Regions from separate parts of the Mus musculus genome. Here regions 1 and 2 are each linked to region 3. Evidence: chromatin loops called from intact Hi-C (ENCODE). Cell type or tissue: left cerebral cortex. All regions are shown on one strand. Region 1 overlaps Gm765 (predicted gene 765). Region 2 overlaps Gm765 (predicted gene 765). Region 3 has its middle 20 kb from the start of Gm32646.

The links. Hi-C counts contacts between places; a loop is a spot of excess contacts. Peaks named below come from ENCODE experiments on the same cell type or tissue, not always from the same donor. Only the 100,000 strongest peaks of a DNase experiment are listed, where the experiment ranks them.
Region 1: a loop joins it to region 3, with 2.8 times the contacts of the local background. A loop is called at or near these places in 10 of 42 quality-filtered maps.
Region 2: it touches region 3 in a loop (5-fold over the local background); 10 of 42 quality-filtered maps call a loop at or near these places.

Annotation. Positions count from the first base shown.
Region 1 is chr6:98,266,860-98,274,859 of GRCm38, reverse strand. All of the region lies in intron 2 of Gm765 (predicted gene 765), which reads left to right. Among named protein-coding and RNA genes, the nearest start is that of Gm32535, 13 kb to the right of the region's middle. In left cerebral cortex, a CTCF peak has its summit at 3,122 (motif pointing left); DNase peaks (open chromatin) are centred at 3,112, 6,282 and 6,947.
Region 2 is chr6:98,284,753-98,292,752 of GRCm38, reverse strand. All of the region lies in intron 2 of Gm765 (predicted gene 765), which reads left to right. Among named protein-coding and RNA genes, the nearest start is that of Gm32535, 30 kb to the right of the region's middle. In left cerebral cortex, a CTCF peak has its summit at 3,437; DNase peaks (open chromatin) are centred at 5,038, 6,926, 7,330, 7,476 and 1 more place; H3K27ac peaks cover 3,483 bases.
Region 3 is chr6:98,378,895-98,386,894 of GRCm38, reverse strand. No RefSeq gene overlaps it. Among named protein-coding and RNA genes, the nearest start is that of Gm32646, 20 kb to the left of the region's middle. In left cerebral cortex, CTCF peaks have their summits at 1,166 and 3,303 (motif pointing right); DNase peaks (open chromatin) are centred at 1,526, 2,277, 3,299, 4,064 and 2 more places; H3K27ac peaks cover 3,082 bases.

The DNA of each region.
Region 1 (8,000 bases), 110 kb after region 3:
CCACACACAGTGGCAAGCAACATGCGGGGGTAATCATGACGATAGGGGTACAGACAAGACACTGGCTGCGATTTTATACCTTATAATAACAGTCATAATAATAGCTATGTTGTACATCCAACGCCCTTTCAAAGCATTAACATTTCACACTGTGCACATCTGCCCAGAGCAGATCAATATTTATTCTTCCAAGTGTGTCGAGTATACAATTGGGGCACCTTGGGGTGAAAACGTCACCCTGCCAGTGTCACTGCGTTAGCCTCAGCACTTGGAAATCACATCTCCCAATTCATTATGTCACAATAATAAAGTGACCCTTGCCTGTCAAACACATTCATTAGTAGCAAGGCAGGAGTCGGGCAGAAGGAGTAGACAATACTGCTATGGGGAGTTACAACACTAAACAGCCATCATGAAACCATGATTGCTGTAGACACAGCATCAGTCCTGGCAGGAAAAAGGCACATGGGCACACACAAGTACACATACACATGGGTATATGGGCACATTCATGCTCACACAGAGAACAGCATGAGAACTTGTTTTTGTGACTCCTTACCCAAGTTGTCTCCTCACTACTAATTCTCTCCCTTCCTCTTACACTTGCGTGTGCTTCATTGACAAAGCAAAGTGAGTTGAATTAGCAACTAACAGGGCAAGGGCCCTGCACGAGATTAGTTCAGGAGCACCCAAGCAGGGCCAGAGAGCTCTTCAGTCTATGAAGATAGAATCTCCAAAGACAACTCAGAAGTCATTCACAGCACCCTTCAGGGCTTGCCTCTGCTGTTGCACATTTTGAAGACTATAGCAATACAGCTGTGACGGAATACATCTAGGGTGCAGTTTAGGTGCAGGCTCCTTCCCACTGGTGACTTTGACTAGTTTGTGGAGCTGAAGGGTTGGGGCTCAACTCAGAGAGAGGGAGGAAGAAACCGCTTGGCACTGAAAGTGAAGAAAGGAGATGAGGGAGCTTGGCTTCCTGACTAACTAGGTCCTCTGCCTGTAAAGCCCACAGAATCAGCAGCCCTCATCTTAGTGCAACACGTCACCCCTACTCCTTGTTATTACCTTTTCTCTCCTGTTTATTGTTTGTAGGTCCCGTTTCCTTCAAGAAAACCTCTTTCTGCTTCCCAATTGGTCCCTTGCAGGCAATCTTATATCTGCTGCATGACACACATTCTAAAATGCCTAGGGTGTGTTCATAGACACATGAAGTTGGTCTGTTTGTCTGGAAGGTAATGTCTGCAGATGGAGAACAGAGGTGGGGCCCCATAATGCTTCTGTGCCAGGCCTGCGAGGCTCACCCGAGCGTCAGCACAGTGAAATGTGAATGAGCTTAGATCTTTAGACTCAAATTCAAGTTTATATTTTTAGTAAACTGCTGGTAAGAGGAAGCTGCAAGGACAGAGGTCAGGAGGGTATGCAACATACTTCAATTCACGGGTGCCCCTTGGTCTTGCTGGAGCGTGCGTGGGCCTCCAAACTCTCAAAGGAATGATGTAAGGAGGAAAGTATTGCATAGATCAAACACCAGTTTTGAAGAAGTCTAAAAATGAAGCACTAGAATCTTTGAGTAAGAAATCAGGGCTTGCACTTAACATAGTCCACACTTATTTACTTTTGTTAAGTGAGACTAGATATTAAATAATAAGCAATAAATACACAGCTTCCACCCACCGACTTCAAGAGCAATCTCTGTTATTCAGACCTTCAGTTGGCTAAGGTTGTAGTAAGATATAGCATATCTAATTATTTCACTATTTACCTATGCAAACTGTAAGTCGCCACAGGTTTGGGGAACCATAGTGTGGTACTTGTTGTCAACAAGATGGATGTGACATCAGTCTACACACAGTAGGTTATTTTTTAAAAGTATTCTTTATTGTTATTCTAGGAGTGTAGCAGAAGGATCTCACACTTTAGCCTATAGAATGAAAAGACCCATACTGGCTGTTGTGGAGCTATGTTGGCTTTCTTAAAAGAAGTGAGAAGCCTTCTCCCAATGCAGTTCATAGTGCTCTTGAATGTAAGACAAAGTACAGTCTAGTGAGTGCCTTTTGTGTCTAACTATGCATGTTCCAACCCCAACCTCATCATTTTTAATTCTATCTTGAGAAAATGCCACCATGTCCAAGAGATCCAACTTTTTTAAACAGTGGATAATATCCATTAAAAACTAAATGACAATGATAGAATTTAGCATAGATTATTTCCTCTTGTATGAAGTATACCATATAAGTATTAAACATCTCGTCATAGTTCTATAATGAGTATTCAATATATACCCTTGATGAATGCACAACTAAAGATTGATCAAATAGACGTGTAATCAGCCTTAGTGACTGACAGTGGCAGTAATAAACAGTGACTCCTGGATTTTACAAAACTTTAAAAAAAATCATAATTTCTAACTACGGAAAACTCCATGCAATTAGAATCCCTAGGTGGCTCCTGATACCCAGTGACACCGGCTTTTGTTTCCTGTGGCCCTGATGTCTCTAGGGTCCTCTGTAACTTTCTTCTGTACTTTCTGCCTTCTTCTGACCATCAAACACAGAATAAACTATAAGAAACCATGTGGCATTGTGTAAGACCCACATGGAATGATGTATATTATGTCCAACATATCTTTTGGGCAAGATCAACGTATAGATGTAAATAACAGTCTCAGCTAGATACAGTCAGCCTTGGCCATTGGCTTCAATCCTTATGAACAAAACAACAGAATTCTGAGAACTTTCTCTGTGTATATTTGATACATTAGATCTATTCATGTCCTCACTAGGCATCTTTCTGCACATGCATCAACCTTGACACTACTTGAGCATTAGATTCTTAAGCCACTTTCCTTCTTGGAAGGATTCTCCTTCATACAGGCATTCAATAATGCTGATAATTAAATTAAAATAAAGGTCACAAAAATATTTGGGTGTTCTATGGGGGACTCCACAATCTCAGTCCTGGAATTTACTACCCAGACTTCCCAGTATCTTTCCACTAGATTTTTGCAGGTAAGAGCACAATTGCTGCTCTCACAGAAGACCCAAGTTCCATTTCCAACATCCACAAGGTGGCTCATAACCTTCTGTAACTGCAGTTCCAAAGACATCTGGGGCCCTCTCCTGGTCATTAAGGGTACTGCACACATGTGGTGCACAGATGTTAATGTATCTAAAAGACGCAAATACAGAAAATAAAAATAAACACATCTCAAAAAGTTAAATAAATAAGTAAGTAAAAATATTACTAAAATTTTATGCACAAAGGATAATCTTTTAGTAGCTCATAATTAGTGACAGCACATGCAATTTCTTTGAGTGTTAGGAAAAAGTACTTATGATAAAGAGGATAGCATGGCTTACTTTTCAAATTAACCTTTGATTTTCTTGCTCAGGGTTTTCCATTTACGATGAAATACGAAATAGTTTAATTGTATATTTTCTCCTGCTTTGGGTATTATCACATGGTTTTACTTTGTTGATATTTAGGCCTCTTACTTAAGAGTAGAGAAGACCACACCAGCGTTAACTCCTTTCTCAGTTCTAAATGTTGAAATATTCAGCACATGATGTTCATGGCTAGCACATGATAGTCAAATGATGGCAGCGACCTACTCAAATCTGAAATTACTAAAGTTTCTCATTTGTATATTAGTAACCACCTTACTCTTTTACCTCTGTTGTAAACAGTCATCCCTTGGCAATTTAGATTTCCTGTCTGTGACATTTCTAAAGTGAGGCTAGCAATAATACTCTGCCTACAGAGTTTTGTATGAAGCATAGAAATCTGTAGTACACTTCCCTTTAGCTAGCATTACATGCTTGAAGAGCACTGGTGATCACATTCCACTTCCCCGTATCTGCATCTCCCCCCCCCCCCAAATCATTTCACTCTGACTTCAGCCTTGCACTCTACTGAAATCAGTGCAGCAAGGGTCACCAACGTCTCTGCATTGCTACATTCAAGGGCTTAGTTTTCATCCAAAAAGACGCTCAGTTCTTTGGGTAAGGAGAAGCAAGAAACAAAGATGACAAAAGAGACAACCGGATGTCACAGCAGCCTGTGAGCATGGAAATAGCATCAGGAAAAGCCTGTAACTGACTTACAGGCCAAATTGGAAATAAGGACAGTTAAATAAAATGATCGTGCACACTCTACTTCACTCTCTAACCCATGCCCCATAGTGGCTTTCCTAAGACCCAGCTTGACTGCTTCTAAAAGCCTCTGTTTGGGCTTCTAAATAGGAAGCAGAGAACTTGGACATGTTAAGTCTGTAAAATTTCTTGGATTAGTAGGTGAACTATTAACAGCTGTCTTCCTTCAAAGGAAGGAAGGTATGGCGCTATAACTAATGGATGGGAGCAACTGGGGAGGGGGAAGGGGAAGAAGAGAAAGAGAGGGGGAAGGGGAGGAAGGGGGAAAGCGTATGTGCGCGCGCGCGCACACACACACACACACACACACACACAGAGAGAGAGAGAGAGAGAGAGAGAGAGAGAGAGAGAGAGAGAGAAAAGTTTGCATAAATGGAGTGAAGGTACAAGAGTGTCACTGTTCATGTGTGAAGATCACAGGGCCACTACTTAGGCTTTTTTTTTTTTTTTTTTTTCTCCTTGCCACACTGCACACTCTCAGTGTAGCTGGCCTGGGACCTTCCAGTCAAGTCTTCTTCCTCGGCTGCCCATCTCACAATGGGAACTGTGGAATTACAGATGTGCACCGTCACCACCTCCAGCTTCTTAGGGAGGTCTCAGCTCTCTAGTTCTAGCCAACAGACTCACATCCCGGGCACCTTTACCCACCGAACCATCTCCCAGCTCCCAAGAGTTCATTTAAAAAAAGGGACCTTTCATCAATCCTGAAGCGTGTCTATCATCTTCCCCAATATGGAGACAAACTGAAGAGCACCCTGGTAGGCTTCCCTCCCTCCAGATCCCTTTTAATCACATAAGCATCATACCCAAAGACACATTGCTGGGTGGTGAGGGATCAAAGCTTTGATACCAAGATTTTCAAGTTCTGGGAGACCAGCACTCTTTCCACGAGCAACATTTGTCTAAATGGATCTCATTAAAATTTATTTCAACAATACCAGTGTCTATTTTAAGCTAAAGAATAGAACTTCTAAAGAAAATACATCTGAAGTGCTTGTGTTCTTAGCACTAAAATATACTCTCTCCGTTACCTCACCTTCTTGATTCAAGGTACATTAGGCCTCTTTTGATCCAGAGGGAAAACATTTTTTTTTCAAATGTTGTACAGAAAGCTTAGAATGAGGGCCCATGAGATGCTAAGCAGGAGAGAGGCACTTGCTAAGCTGGCTTTGTGACGAGTCAAAAGCATCAGACTCACGTAGTGAAGGAAGAAGGGCAGTGGTTCCACAAAGTTGTTCTATGACCTCACATGATTACAAGCACATGAACAGACACACACACACACACACACACACACACACACACACACACAGAGAGAGAGAGAGAGAGAGAGAGAGAGAGAGAGAGAGAGAGAGAGAGAGAGAGAGAGAAGTAAAGTTTAAAAAGACAAACTTTGGAGTTAGTGACTTTCTGTCACTGTTGCATATTTATGTGCAAATGTGTGCAGGAACATGTACCCATGTGTGCACCTATGGAGACAAGAGGTCACCTTTAGGATATCTTCATTATTGTGCTCAGTCAGGATGTCTTCACTGAACATGGCCATTTGGACTAGTCAGTAGGCTCGAGGATCTGCCTGTCTCTGTCTCCTAGTGTTACAGATGCTCAAGGCCAGGACCAGATTTCTTCAAGGGTTACAGGGATCCATACCAGGGTGTCACTCTAATTGTCCCTGTCTCCTCTACCTTATTGTCTAAGTTGGGGTCTCTCTGTCTGTCTGTCTGTCTCTTTCTCTCTCTCTCTCTCCCTCTCTCTCTCTCCCTCTCTCTCTCTCTCTCTCTCTCTCTCTCTCACCTAGAACATCCTGTTTAAGCTAGATGGGTCCCCCAGGATGACACCAGGGTGATCTGTGCATCTCTTCTCATCCCCCAAACCCCAGGTACTCGGGTCCCAAAACAAGCGTCTGTGGCTGGCCTTGGTGTGGGTTCTTGGAATCTGAACTAAGACTCTCATACACACAGCAAGCATTTTGCCCAAAGAGCCATCTCTTCAGCCAGAGCTGAACATGGCATCATCATGTTCACTGAGAAGAGGATTTTGAAGCAGACAGAAAGCACCAAAACAGTATACACTGACTCCAGTAATAACACTGCACAGGAGAGAAAGGCCGTGAGGTAGATCTCTGATGCACAGTGCTTGGGAGATACAGAACGCTATCAGAAGGAAGGTGTGACTAACAGAGCATTGTTAACTGAGTCATGACATCCCTATTCTAGTGCTGCCTGGAGCTGCCGAACTCGGCAAATGACTACCTTATAGTGCTTTCAAGGTAGGAAGACAGATAATTATAATTCTTACACACTGACGAGAATTCAAGAGAAATCCAGGGAGAAGTTTATTGAAAAACATATTGACATATCAATATTATAAATTACTTTCTCCTATTAAACAAAAAAAAATAAAACAGAATTCTTTTTTGTAGGCTAGCTCATCATTGTACAAAAAGGTGTATATTTTAAAAAGAGACATACTGCTTTGAAAAATTCTTTTCTTACATAAAAAAATGACTATTATGTATTTATTCTGTAACTTTCCCAGAACCCCAGAAATATCAAAGTCAAGTTTCCAAACAGCTTTGCCCTCCATTGTCTTCAGTGAGCCCATCAGCGTAGTCTGTCTCCCATCGAAAATCCTCATGGAAACCTGATTTCTAGTCAAAACACAGCTCTCTTTCCCCACCCTTTGCAAAAGTAAAAGAAGATGTAATGCCATGTTTTCATTTCATGAATTTCATCCAGCTCCTTTCTTTCTTGGATGGTTAAGCGTGGGGGTGGGGGCAATAATTACAGCGATGTTGTCAAGAGCATGGTTTTAATAGAGAGCGGAACTGGAGGCAGAGCTGTGTAGATGAATGTGGAAATGGACAGAACACAAAGCGTGGGTCTGACTGATATTTAACTCCACTGGTCTCAGAGGGTGGATCCTGAGTGTTGGAGAAGTGTTCGCACTGACCCCATTACTGCCTCTGGCACTCGTGGTGGCAAGAGGGCAGCGGCAGAGTGAGACACTTAGTGAATAACGTGGAAATTATAGTGTTGTGTTAAATGTGTCTTCTGCAGGGAGCCTTCTCATCCTCAGATAACAGTCTTAAAATGCCAACAAGAGAATATAGGGGTCTTGGTCTCTCTCTCTCTCTCTCTCTCTCTCTCTCTCTCTCTCTCTCTCTCTGGTTCTTTTTAAAAATCTTGTGTGTTGTGTATGTATGAGGTGTGTGTGTTCCTGTGAGTCTGGGCAGGTACACACATGTACAAGATCAGAAGTCAGAGGACAACCACACGTGTCAGTTCTCCCTTCTCATTTTGATTTAGGCAGAGTCTCTTTGTTTTGTGTAGCATATGCCAGGAAACCAGGTACAGACTCAGAGGCTCCTGGGATACATCTGCCCCTGCCTCAGATCTCCCCGTAGGAGCACAAGGATTACAGTTGCAGGCTACTATACCCAGTTTTACATGGGTTCTGGGGATTTGAACTCGAGTTTTCACACTTACATGCCACATGCTTTACCCACTGGGCGGTCTCCTCAGCCAGTAGCAGTACCTTTAGTGGAAACTGGAGCCCACTTACATCTAGATTAACAGGAGAGGTGTTAGAACATAGAGAAAGAACATCAGGAAGATGGCAGCGTCAGCTGGGCAAGTCCACATCTTCACCAGTATGCTGAGCCCCTGTGTTATCTGTGGTTTTGTGTGTGTGTGTGGTGTGTGTGTGTGTGTATAATCAAAATTGTGATTTTGCTTTTATTCTTGTCTGGTCTTTCACCACTGTCTACTATAATAAAGAATGGGGATTAATATGCAGGAGCAAACATAGGAAGGTGATATTCCCATTGTAGACAGCTTGTCAAGC
Region 2 (8,000 bases), 94 kb after region 3:
GCTGCCAAGCTGGCTGCTCAGAAACTATTTTCCTACCCAAATCATTTAATGGTTTTTCTTTTAAGTATCCCTTAAAAAATATTTACTTACAAGCTCAAAGAAATGTCCTGGAGTTTATTAAAATCTGGTTTGCAAAGAATTTTGAGTTTTTAAAATATGATTTATTATGAAGAAAAATAAAATTAGCAAAAATGTTAATCATAATAAAGCTAGAACACTGGTATGGCTTCTTTTTAAATATCTAAAAATGCCACTAATGATAGTGGAGTTAGGATTAACTTACAAACCACGTACAGACAGTAGAGTGAGCAGAACTACACAGATTTAATACTTTACCTGCGCATGATTAGGAGAACCAAGGGCTCCAACTCTAACAGTGATCATTCCTTTTGTTTAAAACCAGTAAGTTCCTAAACAGCCCAGATTCAGAACATCTCTCTAGAGTTTTAAACAAAATAACAGCATCAGTTAGACGTGTGGATCTAATTACGTACTCTATAGCATAGACCACTTTGGTGTGCTGTTCTTTCTTTATTTACTTTTTTGCCAGAAAACTCCCTCACCCCCTCAAGAATTTTTTTTTATTAGCCTTAGCAAATAAAGGAATTTTAGTACTTTGTTTTATGACCACTGGCATTTGTGGCTACAATTTGGAATAACCACCGTAGCTTAGCAACTCTAATCTTAACAAAATAAATACAGCAAAGAGCAAAAAGGCTTCATGCCATACTAATATCTCACTAACATCCAAAAATGGACAAGGGAGGAGGGAGTCCATGGAAGATGGCTTCCCTTCATTGGCAGCACTCCTCGAGTCAAGCACAGCGCATGTCTTTCCATTGCCACAGTAGGGGCACCTGGGATATGGTGAGAAAAGAGAGCCTGCTTAGAACTACAGAGAAGTATGAAGGAAGGAGAGAAGAGGAGGATTGGCCTTATGGAGATCCGTGGAGGGGACAAACATTAAATTCTGTTCTCCACCGTAGCATTAACAGCAATTGCAACATCTGTCTGTTGTCTCTTTAGTTGCATCCAAACCAATGCTCATGTCTGCATGGGCTCCATCTGGCATGCTGGCTCTTATATAGCTCCATATTATAACTACAAGGAAGGTGGCAATAAGGTTAGAAGCAACAAATGGATCCAACTTTAGTTTCATTAGAAATTATTAAAGACACAAGACTCTTGTACGCGACATCATGTTACCAGCCATTTGACCCACCTCACATATGAAAATGACTTCTGGTTCACATTGATCCAAATACACACACACACACACACACACACACACACGCACACGCACACGCACACGCACAGGCACAGGCACAGGCACACGCACACGCACACGCACACACACACACACACACACACACACACACACACACACTGTGTAACATGAAGCACTTTGTTGTTAGTGACTTGATTAAGGACCTCCTCTACTCCTAGTGCTGTGAAATGTAATGTCTCAAAGCTTGCGACCTTCTTCAGACCAAAATGGATTAAGTAGAAAGGGTGAAGTGAGCCTGCCACTTGCAATGATTTCCGTAAAGCTACCTGAACCATTTCCTGGCCAGTCAATTCACTTCTACTCTCCATGTCCTTTCCCTGGAGTCACATGGGTGACCCTCAGCAAATGTCTTGCTGTATTGAGTAGGCTGACCTCCTACTCAGTAGTGTGTTTTTGTTTGCCTTGCCCTTGCATAGTGGTTTTGTTGTGTAGACCTTACACAAATAATGACCCTGCCATCAAACAGCAGCTTCAGCCTCTGGCTTACTTCAATTGTTAGATTTACCAATATCCCCTAATGTCAAGATATTGAGTTCTTTAGTTCTCTTCTCTTGAAAATCTTGCATTCCATCCATTTCTAATTAGTCATTAACACTTTCTTTATGCTCCTTGGTTATCTTTCGGTTGAATGATGGATTCCAGGATTCCCAACAGTGATCTCCCATTCTACTACTGTTCTTTCAATCTGCTGCCAGTGTGCTCACAGTTAATTTGAGCAAGTATTTTCCTGCTTGGAATTCTCCTTCCAGTGACTTACAACTCTCTAAGTGTTAAGATGTACTGATTTCTCAATTTCTATTTCCTGGAATTTCTTACAATTGCAGTCTTATACTCCAGCCAAATTAATCTGTTCTTAACGGTCCTTCCAATGTATTGTGTCAATGCATGATGCATGATATTATGGTTTTGTGGGTTTTTGTTTGTTTGTTTGTTTGTTTTTCAAGACAGGGTTTCTCTGTAGCCCTGGCTGTCCTGGAACTCACTTTGTAGACCAGGCTGTCCTCAAACTCAGAAATCCACCTGCCTCTGCCTCCCAAGTGCTGGGATTAAAGGCGTGTGCCACCATGCCCGGCTATGATATTAGGTTTTATACTAGAGATTCATATGATATTTTTATTATAATGTTGCACAACCATTTGTTTGTGTGTGTGTGTCTCATCAGATTCTATGCTGAAGACTGTAAGTCACAACCTATGGCTTGGTATTCTTTATATTGTGCTTCAGTATAATAAGCCCTTGCCTATTCACCCATTTCCTTCGCCATTTAACTTCCTAGCTTTTAAATAATAAAAACAGACTATATTAACTTGCTTTAGACTCTTATTTTGATCATTTTAGAAGCAAGTTCTACAAAGAACAAACACAGTCAGAATAAAGTCAAATGATAATGACTAAGGGAGGGAGACACTGGATACTGGTAAGTGGGAAGGTCATAAATTCTGAGTTTTACAAGAGATATGCTGTCATATATTATTTTATAATACAATGAAATTATAGCTTGGGTTTATGATGCAAAAATTAGTATGAAGCCCAGGGTAAAAGATTCTATACTTTCTAGACAATGTGTGACTCATTTAATAGAACATAGATATCACATGATAAAGAAGATATATGAAGTATCCAAGAGTATACTTCTTGAGTATACCTTTTAGAGCAGACTTAAAAAGGACACCACTAATTTTCCACATGGGATGCAATTGCAACTGTTCCTACCATTGTAAAGAACACTTGCCTAAGAAGTGTTAGCTCTATCTTACTGATAACGTGGTGCTAAATTCTGACTGTGAGCATGCTGAAATGAAGATTAAGTCACAGAAGGAGCATTGTCATGTCTGGGGAAGGTAAGAGTAAAGGACTTTAAATGGAAGGAGAGAAAATGAATACAACAGCAACCAGGGTTTGTCTCCCTCTATAATCAGGCTCCCAACAGGTACAGTGCCATGTACCTTCTCTTAGTTTGGCTCACAAGTTTAAACATAAAATATGGAGCATTATGTAAATTTAAAAAACAATGCATATATTATTAGCATCAAGTATGCTTCAGATATTGTTATATATACCTAGATTGTTATTAAATATAGTATTAAGCCCTATACATGGCCCCAGGCATCTTTTTTTTAAAGATTTATTTATTTATTATATGTAAGTACGCTGTAACTGTCTGTAGACACGTTTTCTTCTTACTCCAGCCCCGCTCACTCGCTGGAGCTATCTTCAGATACCCCAGAAGAGGGCATCAGATCTCATTATGGATAGTTGTAAGCCATCATGTGGTTGCTGGGATTTGAACTCACGACCTTCAGAAGAGCAGTTGATGCTCTGAACCATTGAGCCATCTCTCCATCCCAGCACCAGGCATCTTTATCTAAAAACCTACTTGTCATTAAGAAAAGGTTCAAATTTGAAGGTATATTTTGTATTTTTATTTGATGACCCTCCCATCTTGAGACTCTCCACTTTGTCTTCATAATGTGTCATTCTAAGAAACACAGCAGACTGAACAATAACTGGGTTACTGAAAAACAGGACAGCCTAATCTTCGCTGCATAAGCAAGAATATGACTTTTATTCTTTTTTCGTAAATGTGTAAAAGTATCAAAATATGATTTTTCTAAGACTCCTGACACTGTCAGTACTTTTTAATGGTTGCTGTGTTCCCCAGAATATCCTCATACACTCTGGGTACTAATAGTGTATAGTGAACTTTGCTATCTCTCCGGGGATAAAAGAGCTTGCTCTCTGCCTATCTACACATATGTATTTAACAATGCATGTTATTGTTACGTAAATGGAGGCTGTTGTCAATTTCAGTGTGCTGCCATATCAAAAGAACAAAGCAGGCAGGAAGATCAAGAGGATGATCTAACATATGCACACTAATAACAACGTCAGTGTCCTAAATGGTGGTTGGCAGCCCTCTCCTGCAGAGGTTGTTTTAAACAGCATCAGTCGACAAAGTGGTGCAAACACACAGGCTGGTGACAGGGAGAACACATTTTAAACTGTCAACCTTTCTGCTGTCCTTTGAATGAATAGCAATTACATAACTGGAAGAACCTTATTTTGCATTTGAAAAAATATATATAAAGCAGTTTGCAAAGTGTTATGCAAGACTCTGTCTTCTAAATTCTTTGCAGAAATTCAGCACTTATTTTTAACTGTCATCTCTCTTTTTTTCCTGTTGTTACCTTTTCTCTTGGTAAGGTCGGTATCAGTATTAAGTAGTTCAGAATTTAAAATGCTTTCTATTTAAATTATTAACAAATTCGTTTCTAGAGAACACCGGTCGTTAACTGCACTCGAAGTCCAGTTTAGAATTTCCTCAGTTCCCCGGGCTTTTCCCTCCGTCAGAATTACAACATGAAAAGACTTAGCTGATTTTCAACTATTTTGTTAAAGTTTTAATCTGTTTTTGTCTTAAACGACGAAGAAAGAAAATACTAGCTAAAATAATTTCATATGAACAAAATTTTATTGGGTCTCCTCCTTCCCCAGATCTCCATCTTCTTTGAAAATCATTTTGGAAGAAAAAAAAAGAAGAAGAAGAAGAAAAAAAAAACTCTTTAAAAATGCAGACTTGACGCCAAGAGAAATACATTGCTGGTACCCTAAATAGTTAATGTATTTTCTAAATGAATGATTTAAAATAGCTATTAAAGGAGAGGAAATGAGCTTAGGTTTCTAGTAATGACTTCTCCTCTTCAGAACGAAATCTGTAAATCCCTGATTGCGATGCCAAATCCCCCAAGGACCAGCAGTGCTGGGACCGAGGCTCACTGGCTCCGTGTTTAATAGCTCCAGATAAGTAGCGTGATTTTTATATATGTAATTTGGGAGAATATTCAGAATTTATAGTCCTGGAGACAATTTATGAATGAATTCCCTTTTGAAAGTACATTATCCTAAAAATCAACTATTCCACCCAAATTGTAAGCAGAGCATATAGGAATGTGAGAAACCTGGGTATAAATGCAGGGACATATATGTGTATGTTCATATATGCACACACACACACACACACACACACACACACACACACACACTCACACACACACAATATGAGGACCATTTTATCTACAAGAGCAAAATGATTCAGTCTGGGATTGTTAATAAAAACGCATTTCTAACCATCACATTTGAGTCTATTATTCTAAGTTAATTGCATTTGCCCTAAAGAGACTTACAGCTGGCTGTCAGCCTGTTTGTGGCAGTTCTGTTTCACTCATCAGTCAATCTTGTCTCCGCTCCCTTTTTTACATCCCATATATTGATCAGATAGATTTGCTAGCATATTTCCCTTGCTTTCATAGCACTGAAATAGTAATCAACTTGATGTTATCAAATGCATTGCGTTACCTCATTTGTTTGCAAGTTACGTTAATTACTATTTCAGTAGCAAACAGGATGCCCTTTTGACAGGCTCATGGGACTGCCATTAAACATAATAAATGGAACTCACTCAAGGAAGCACCAGGAAAGAACTAACCATGAACAACATGTCTACACTACAGTGGTTGGGTGCATCTGGGCTTGCAAGACTGGAAGCCCAAATATTCATCATGATCAGCATTAATTCTTGGCTGTGGTGCATTCCAGAGGAGGGATGCATCCTATTCAAACTGCTCCTCAGAAGAGAATGGACTACTCCTACTTGGAGATGAAGGAGATTAAAGAAATAAATACACACCTTGCCTCTATTCCAGCCAGTGACAACCACAAGAGCACAGAGTGGGGGCATAAGAACACAGAGTGTTGGGGAGACTGTGGTTAGGGTATGAGTATGAGAAGAACTGGATCTTCTTTCTGTGAGTCAAGGTGCAAAGAGCAGAGATGGAAGGCATTAAAGATGACCCTAACCTACTCTGTTATTAGTCAGTCTAAGAAACCCTAGACAGTTATCACAGTGTTTTCTCCTGGGTCTGTGATACAGAGTCAAGCCACAAATTCCTCTCAGGATGTCAGTGCTTGACTTCTGTGGGTTTTTTATGGAAATTCCTGTCCAGATGTGCTTTTCAACCTGGCTTTAGGTCTGTGATTTCCAACTGGGGGAGTGGGGGCGGGAATTCATACACACACACACACACACACATACACACCACACCACACCACACCATATACTAGGGGATACTAGGAGTATCTGGGAACATTGGAAAAAGTACTGTTGGTGTCTAGAAAGTAGAGAGAGGCTATATAGAAACTGATACCTAACCCACAACCAAATTATCCAGCCCCAAATGCTGACAGTGGCCATCTTAAGGAAATCTTCCTCAGTAGGTGGCTGGATTATGGTTAGAACTAGACCAAAATAGTACATCACAGGTCACTAGCAGCTCAGTAAGCAGAACTTGATGAACTCTGAGAGACAGAGAGTAAAGCACAGCATCTTCCTCTTGCCTGTTAAAGAACACAACTCATTATCTAGATCCCTAGGACCACCATGCCAAATGCAGCCCCCAATTTCAAAGTGAGCAAAGGAAAATGAACGAATATCGCTTGATGGGCGATATTTCAGAGATATTTCAGACAAAGCAACTGAAAAATCTTCAATGAAAAGACTCAGCAAGAAAATTATGTCAGATCCCCTGATCCTCTAGGGACTGTAAAAAGACCTTCATGAGCCAAAGGCTGGTGCCAGCAGAAGACAAAGGAGGGCAGAATCATACAGTTTAGAGAAGGATTGTGGGTAAGAGACAAGAGAACACTAAGACAGAATCATGTAAACAAAACAAAACCAAACCAAAAGAAACCCAATGTCACAATAACTGTTATATCTTCATGCTCTTGAGAAATTAATATTTAGGGTAGGCCTGGGGCAATATTTTTTCAATCTGTTATTTTGATGGTTATTTTTTTTTTACCTACCTGACTACACACTCTACCAGCCACCCCTTTCCTGGCACAGATGGCTAAGACAGTTGCTATGTCAAATACTCCATATTTCCACAGCCACCCACCCACCAGACAAAAATTAGATTACCAATGCTTGTGTAAACTTTCCAAGCCCTGACACAATAAGATTCCAGGAAATGTACATGCATGGCTAAAAGTGGCATTATACATAATGCACTGTAATTCCAACAGACAAGTTGCTATCCTCGATAGAGATACACAGTCCCCATGCCAAACACATGAACGTCAATACATTTTTCTCAAGTTAAAATGGAAACCATTTAACAGATATAATGGGCACAATGAATTTCATTTTGCATTACTAATGCAGCAGAGAAGGAGGCAAGTTTTGGCAAGGATTGCAATGAGGCCAAGAAAAACAGGAAACAACTTAGAAGCTAACATGCTTTTCTAAGCTTCTGCCTCAAAACCTGGTCATGTGGCACTGAGATTTCAAATTCCTCACCACGAAACAACTGTCCTGCAAAGAAGAGGAAAGGCTTTATGGTAAACAAAATCACAGATGCATTTTAGCAAAATGATCAATGATGTCACGGTAGTGTTGTTTCCACCATTTCTGAAGAATTATCCCTGTCACATTGACATTACAGATCAACTAGAGACCAATATCTTGGTGTGCTGTCTAAAAGAAGGGAGGGAAGGGGTGTCTTAGGAATCGAGGTCCCACCATCCACTTTTCCATTGGAAACCATATCCTTTCCCTTGCTGTTGTAAACACATCGGGAATCGCAGGATGCATTATTAACCAGGAAACTGTCTTAACTTTCTCCATGAGCAAAGATGGTGTATCCAGTCTCTCCAC
Region 3 (8,000 bases):
GCCAGAGGCAGACAGCTTCATGTACAACTTACAAGTACAAAGACATTCAGTGACCTGGAGAAATTACATATATGTATGTGTGTACAAAAGAATGTATTTGTGCATTCATATGTATTCACATGTGCCTTTTCATCTAAGTCCGTGTGCTATGTAACTGGTATCCTTCCCCTTTCCCAAGCCCTCATTTTATACAGACTCAGCTGACTGCCCCTCTCTTTTACACACTTAGCATTCCATGAGACATTTCTCTTCACAGTAGGCTCTGCTTCTTAAGGGAAATGTCTGAAAAAGCGTTGGTGTGACTCTGTTTCAAATCTCTTAAACTCATCTACCATAGCTACATAGCCATTAAGGTAAAAAAAAAAATACACAGTAAGGACTCGATAAGGGCAGGAAAGGCGTGTCCTGGGACCCTTTGAATGCTCTCTTATTAAAGACTGGTTCTTGTTAAGCAATTGAACCCTCTGGGTGTTATCTATTAGATCAATCAGTTTATAATGTTTGATCTTGGGATTGATCTATTAGGCCAGTCGATTTCTAATTTTTCCATGGTTTTATACAAAGTCTTCGACGTTTGTGCCCACCCTTTAAGAATCGATTAAGATGCTTTCTCTCCCAGAGAAGAGTCTCTGACTTCTTTCATCGTATTTAAAGAATCCTTCCCTTTTGCTACCATGTTTTACAAGCATTCCGCATCAAATTGCAAGGATAGTTTGCATATTGATATTGCCTTTAGAGAATGGCCAAAGGGTAAACATTCATTTTAGGAAACCCAGGCATATGAGGTACATTCAAATGATTGCATAAATCAAATTCCAGATCAGGATTCAGTCCGCTGTTCCAGCTAATTCTATACTATCTCAGAGCATCTTAGTAAAAAGTGTTATCCATTTTTAAATTTGTCTTCTATTTTTGGCTTTATTTGCTGGCTTTTCTGATCTTCATTTTTTTTTTTTTTTTGGTGGAAATGTTAAAGGAATGATGTTGCCTGCTGCCGAGATCATGTTGAAAAAGGCACTATATTGAGGTGCAGTTTGAAACGTGACAGCATATGTAAATGTGTTGGTGATGCTAAAAATACGTGGATAAATGATACATGGCATCCACAGAGTATGCACAACTCTGTATTTATATAGTACCTACATGTAGACAGTAGGAGTCTATTTATGCATTTGCCAAGAAAGGGAGAAGTGTCTACATATGTCTCGTAAATCTGGATCCGGGCTCATGCCCAATGCAGATGCTGCAGAGAGGCGAGTGGGGAACGGGGCTGCTGCTCTGGGAGCAGGCTGTCTGTCAGATCATTTCCCCGAAGAGGATTCTGGAAACATGAACAAAAAACGATAGCCTACAGACAACAAAAATGTATCCTAAAATGCTGGGGGTGGGGGGGTGGGAAGTCCATTCTAGAGTGTCTCGACAGCACGTGCAACTTATTAGAATTCTGGGGAGACACACTCTAGAAATGTCACGCAGCATCCTTTATTTAGCCAATGTAATAAAAGCGCCTCCGTTTGCCCGGCACCTAAGTGGTCACTGTTCTACTTAGCCCTCACATATAACTGGGATAATGACTCATGAGGAGACTTCTGTAATTTTTAGCTAAGAAGCCATCTGTGCTTAAGGACCATGTCCTTACAGCCACAAATCCCAGGATTACAGTCCCAGCTCCATGATTGACACAGGGTTGGGTCACTCCTCTGAGTGAAATAGGGCTTACTTCTTCATTCAGAGTTAAATTCTCGATATATAATGTTTTGATATCCTCATTCTAAAATATGAATGTATAATTCTAAAGCAGCTTAGCAGTCAAAAAGTTCTCAAAAAATCTGAATGTTCTGAATTTATATTATGAAGTTTCATCATGCCCCAGTCTAAGAAGTGTTAGATGGTAGCATCTTAGTCAATGATTAAGCATTTATCTTACGGCATTCACAAAACTAAATCCAATTGCATTTCTAGCCTCAAACTCTACCTCCAGATTTATTTTTCAAATTTCAAATTAGTGTCAGAAATGTGTTAAATGAATATTTGTTGGCAGAAGTATCTGGAAAGGACAGAGGACATTTAGTTTGAGTTAGTGAATAACTTTGTGTCTCTATCGTCTGTCTGTCTGTCTGTCTGTCTGTCTGTCTGTCTGTCTGTCACTGTTTTTGCAATAGAAACATGACTTGCTTGCATAGTAAGCAGCTCCTATTGAAAAGAATGAACAGTCCTCACCCGTTACCCAGCACTGGAAACAATGCTAACTGAACCAAGGCGGAATCTATGAGCTGAATTCAGGAAACTTGGCACACGAGAGTCTTAACTCGAGCGCCAAGCCGTACAAAGGATAAGAATAGAATCAGATAATGTGGGAAACTATTTTTTTCTTTTCTTTCTATTAAATCTCCAGCTTCCCTTCATTCCCTCCCCATCTCCTACCATCGTTCTAATCCCCTTGTTTATGACAGAGACACTGAAGGAAGACGGTGAAGACAACAAAGCCCTAGGCTTTGAATAGCAAATGTACAACGAAAAATCTGTTTTCCTCACTAATTCAAATTTCTCCGAAGAAAGAGAGGATCTTCATAGTAAAACTACTCCAAATGACATGTTACAGTGGGATCCCCAAAGCTCACATTCACCATCAGCTCAGCCTTGGGTACTCATGTGTGTTCTTCAGGGTCTGGAAAGCCTTATTAACAAAGATCAATACATTCTCACCTAATCCATCCTGAGGTCTTAATGCTATGTAACCACTGCTTTCTCTAAAATAATTTTCTCTAAATAATACCAACAGTATATCTATAAAGTATCAGAAATAACATTAAAAGAGTCTTCTAAATATTTTCTTCAATATGGCTACCCAACTTGCCAAAGATGGGAAAGGGCTCAAGATAGTTTTAAATAATAGTAATACAATTTAATAAGGTTGCCTTTTTATTAGCTGCATTTAACCAGTCCTTCTGATCTCTCATATTATAATCAGCAGCTAAACAGCTTTCCTGTGCAGCTGTTGTAACCACCTCATTTAACATTAGGTATATCTTTTAGCTTAATTAAAGCATTCCTCTCTTTCAGTAATAGTAGATTGTTTTCAGTTCGCCCATTATGTGTAATTGTTTTCTTTGATCCATTCAAAACGTGGCTATTTTTCATGGCTAATTAAATCAACACTTGACCACTGCATTTAATGCTTAACTCAGTTTTATTTCTAATCTTGCACACCGGGCTTCTGCACATCCTATGTCTTGCTCATAACGTGAAGTTACTCACGGCCTCCAGCTTGTCCTTATAAGTAGAGGCAATGTGTATATATGAGGAATTCCAGCAGAGGGCACTCAAGCAAGAATAATCATTTCTGTAAGAAGAGAAATTGATGATGATGTTTCCTGATATTTCTTTTTTTTTTTCATTTTCAAATCAAATTAACATCAGAGTATGTGTGCATGAGTGTATAAGTGTGTTGGGGGCTGGGGTGGGCGGGACAAATCTATCCTTGGCGAGCCAACTCGTTTCTCACTTAACCTCTCTCTCAGCTGAATAAGAGCCACTGTGTGCACAAGATAAGAGACAAGATATTTTCAAAACACTCCTAGTATTAAAACCAAAGCCATAAATTCTGTTTCAACAACTGACATTTTTATCACTGTCTACTTTGGCTTCCTTTACATTTTATGGATTTCTTAAGGATAAGTCTCTATCATTCAGAAAAGTACTCAAACTTCTGAAGAGTGTTCCTTCTTGCCAAGACACTGCTAAACACATTCTAATGAAAAAGTATTAATATAAACAAAAGCAAGCCAGCATTAAATTTTATAGGGAAAAAACCCCAGAAGATATATTCCCTTTCTCTAGGAGGGACTGGAGATGCAGTTTCCTGCTTCTACCATATACAACCAGGGCAGGTCCAATGACTCGCTGTTTCCAGCCAGTGAGGTCTCCAGGACATCTTGTCAAGAAGGCCTAGTCAATGACCAAAAGCACTGATTAGGGAATCACTAGGTCAGGAGGCCTAGTCAATGACTAAAAGCATCGATTAGGGATCACTGGGTCAGGAGCATGGACATCCAGTGCCCTTCATTCCGGCACTTAGAGCTGTTAAACGTTAAAAGCTCTCCAGGAGGAAAGAACCAGGCTCACAGCCTTTGCCAATTTTCACAGTGTAAATTCTTCACACCATGGTAAATTTCAAACATGAAGCCGCTGAACTTGATGCGGGGCAGATGTACAGTCGCACATCACGAGATCACACTGCCAGCCCACCCTACAGTAGACACAAATAACTTCAAGGGCAAATGGAAGCAAAAATATAGGACGTTTTGAGTGTGTATTTCTGTTCTAGTGGAATTATTTAAATAGAAATTAGTGTAATTTAATTTTTGGTGATGGCTGGTTTTGACAAATGGTTGGTGAGACTGTTGTGAATTGTCAGTAGTTTGTAAGAGCTGAGTGTGCTACCCCATCAGTACAAAAGACCTTCTAGAACTTACAATTCAGAGAGGCAGACCCCGTGGCAAGAGTGAGAATCAACTGTTCTTTCTTTCATTTAGGGACCTTGATTTTTCTGAACACAGAAAATTGTTTCCAATTCATGGACTGTTTTCTCACTTTGAAAATTAATTTTCCTTCTACTAGATGCATTTTAAATATTTAATCATTTATGGTAATCCTCGTGGATTTTTTTATCACATCCATTACAGCTTAACTTTATGAAAATAATGGTATTTCTGAAAACATAACAAAATAAATATTAGACTTTCAAAGGGAGATATCACATTTATGCAGAGAAAACGATTTTCACTTTGGATAAGCAGGCATTGCCCTGAAAGACAATAATAAAAGAAAAAAATATTAGTAGCTTCTAGCCACACACCATATCAATTCTAGAAGCTTTATATTTTAGTCCTGTTTCCCAAAAGGTGTTTGAATGGGTTTAAATAACACACTAAGAACATGTTACCAACATCTCCTCATTGTGACCTTCTCTTTGACATAATCAGAGAACCTGAAACTGAATTTAAAAAAAAAATTTTTTTTTGAGGGGCTGGAAACTCTTTTCATGGCATGGTGCATAGCCAGCACCAATAACTAAATGAGGAAACAAATCAACCAAAATATAAGTGGATAGTCTCACTATGTAATTAAAGGTTGTTTCACCCCCACACACATGTACTTGAAATCCTTCAGAGCACACCCCAAGTCTTCTTGTCTTCCGTGAATATACAGCTCTGGTAATAGCACAGTCACCCTTTGAGGGCTATTGATTAACATCCCTCCACCCCAGTAATTTCCATTCTGTACCAACAAGCTCAGTTTGCTATGCTTCAAGATCGGATGCTTTATCACAGGAATTCGGGCAAATTACTGAATCTCTGCTAATCCTCAGCTTCCTATGAATTATAATAAAGAATATAAGCACCGATTACAGTTATTGGCTGGGATAAAGAAAGTGTTCAGAAACACTCAGTCTAATTACTGCTGTGGCTAGAGTTATGATTATTAATAAACTTAGCTGTGTGCTTTCCCAGACCACAGCAAAATTAGAAGCACTAAATTAGAAGAAGAGACTTTATGGAATGAATATTCTTACTGTAGAAGGAAATACCAGTTAATTGCTCATTCATGAGAAAACAACAGAATCTCCCTCATGATAGGTATTTGAGAAGCAGAGACCATGCTGGGAAGCGGCTCAGTGCCTGAGAAGCTGCATATGGGCCCTTGCCACCACATCTGTAAAAACACCAGGCACGGTGACATGAGCTTGCAACCCCAGCACTGAGGAGGTAGATCTTTGGGGTTCATTGATCAGCCAGACTAGAGTTCTAAAGAGCTTCCAGGTTAGTGCGAGACATTGTCTGAAACATACAAGGCAAATAGCTCCCAAAGAGGGATGACAGCACTAATTTATATTTCTTTTTATTGATCTTGACCAATCTGTGTGTCTTTGTTATTCTTGATTTACTAAAGATTTTTGGAGAATTTTTCTTTTGAATATGCAAACAATAAAAATCAAAAGGCAGCTAAATGAACAAATAAAATCATGTGGTAAATGAAATTCATTACCATGACCATTAATGTTGCCCAGTAGTAATGCTCTTAGCTCTTGGATCAGTACTGAATCTGTCCAATTTTAGTTTTAGATTTTTTAATGTATTCTCAATGGGATGTATTCTGAGGAATAAAATCCTACCTAAGTGAATGAAGACTTTGTGGTATTGTTTTAGCTTTTGTAATGCCCCATCTCATGCAGGGACATTTTAAACAGTGACAGAATGGTGGTGATTCTATTGTTTAATTTGAAAGATACCAAGGTGTTTTATTTCCAGTTGGCTGCATTTTTATCACATACTTTCCCTCCTCATGCAGATGTCATTTTTTTCTGAGACAGGGTTTCTCTGTGCAGCCCCAGTTGTCCTCAGACGTTCTCTGTAGATCAGGCTGGTCCCCAACTCAAAGATCCACCTGCTTCTGCCTCCCTGCTGCTGGGATTAAAGGCGTGGACCACCATGGGCTGGGTTACAGCTCAACGATAGTGTTTGCTTAACATAAACCATAGTATTTTTTGTTGTTTTATTTTATTTCTAGAAGATATTCAGAACTCCACCCTCCAAGTTTAAAATAGAGTTTTGCATTTGTTCATTACTAAAGTTCTCTTTTCTTGTCTACTTATTTTTTTTAAATATCACCCTTGTTTTAAATTATGAAAGTAATTTCAAGCATCCCTCTGAGCATTTTAAGTTTCCCTCGAATTCATATTCCTTTCTATTGGATCACATATATTCCATTGAGCTTTGGCATTACTAACCTCAGTACCTTTACCTCCTTATTGGAAATGGAGACCTTCCCTACAGTAGGAAGGGATGAGATAGGAGGAAGCCAGAACCTTGCTTGGTACAGATTGTGCACTGGTTGGCGAGGACCACTTGTTGTCTTAGTCAATTCTCTTCATCTATAAAAGAATTCCACAAATCGAGCACTTCAGAAAGGAAAATTTATTTTCTGCAGGTCTGCAGGCTGGGAAGATGAAAGGGCTACATCTCAGGAGGACTTTCTTACTGCTTTATAAAATGGTGGAGGGTAACACCTTAGCCAGATAGAGTGGAAGAGTCAATGGTGAACTTGTGTCTCCTCCCTTCTTCCTACAAAACCATTAATCTCACGGAAGCCCACACTTGTGACCTCACCTAACTCTACTTACCTCTCAATGGTCCCACATCTACAGCCCATCATCAAATGACATTGGGGACGTGGTTTTCAACACATGGTCACCCTTACCAGCCACATTCCTAACCAGCTCTCCAGTGTCAATAATGGATATCTTTCCTTTGGACATTTTCAGTAGAACAAAGAGAGAAAACTGAGGAACCCCACTATAAACATATTGTGGGTGTTCTTTACAGTGCTGGTCTAACAGCATCTGAGACACTCTTATAGTTATCCTTGAAATTTCAATTTTCAGTGTGGAAATGATTATGCAAGTTTTGTGTGAGGTAGACCTTTCCTACAGATCTCCAGCTCATTGCATTTTGATGCCTCCCTGATATTTTCTATGCAAGGATCTACTAAATAAGCATTAAGAAAAAAAAAACCACGAATCTTATACAGTGATGTCATCCTTTCAAAAACAAAAAGAAAGACAGACAGAAAGGGAGAGAGAGAGAGAGAGAGAGAGAGAGAGAGAGAGAGAGAGAGAGAGAGAGAGAACAGGGACCCCAGAAACATTCTAGCATCAAAACCTAAAGTTGAGCCTTTAAAATGTTGTATTTGTTGATCATAAAAGAACCCAAACTGTTGCTTAGAATTTTAATATAATACCTAGAAAAATTAAAGATTAAAACAGTATTCTTTCTTTCTTTCTTTCTTTCTTTCTTTCTTTCTTCCTTCCTTCCTTCCTTCCTTCCTTCCTTCCTTCCTTCCTTTCTTTCTTTCTTTCTTTCTTTCTTTCTTTCTTTCTTTCTTTCTTTCTTTCTTTCTTTCATTATTAAATTTTTTCTTTATTTACATTTCAAATGTTA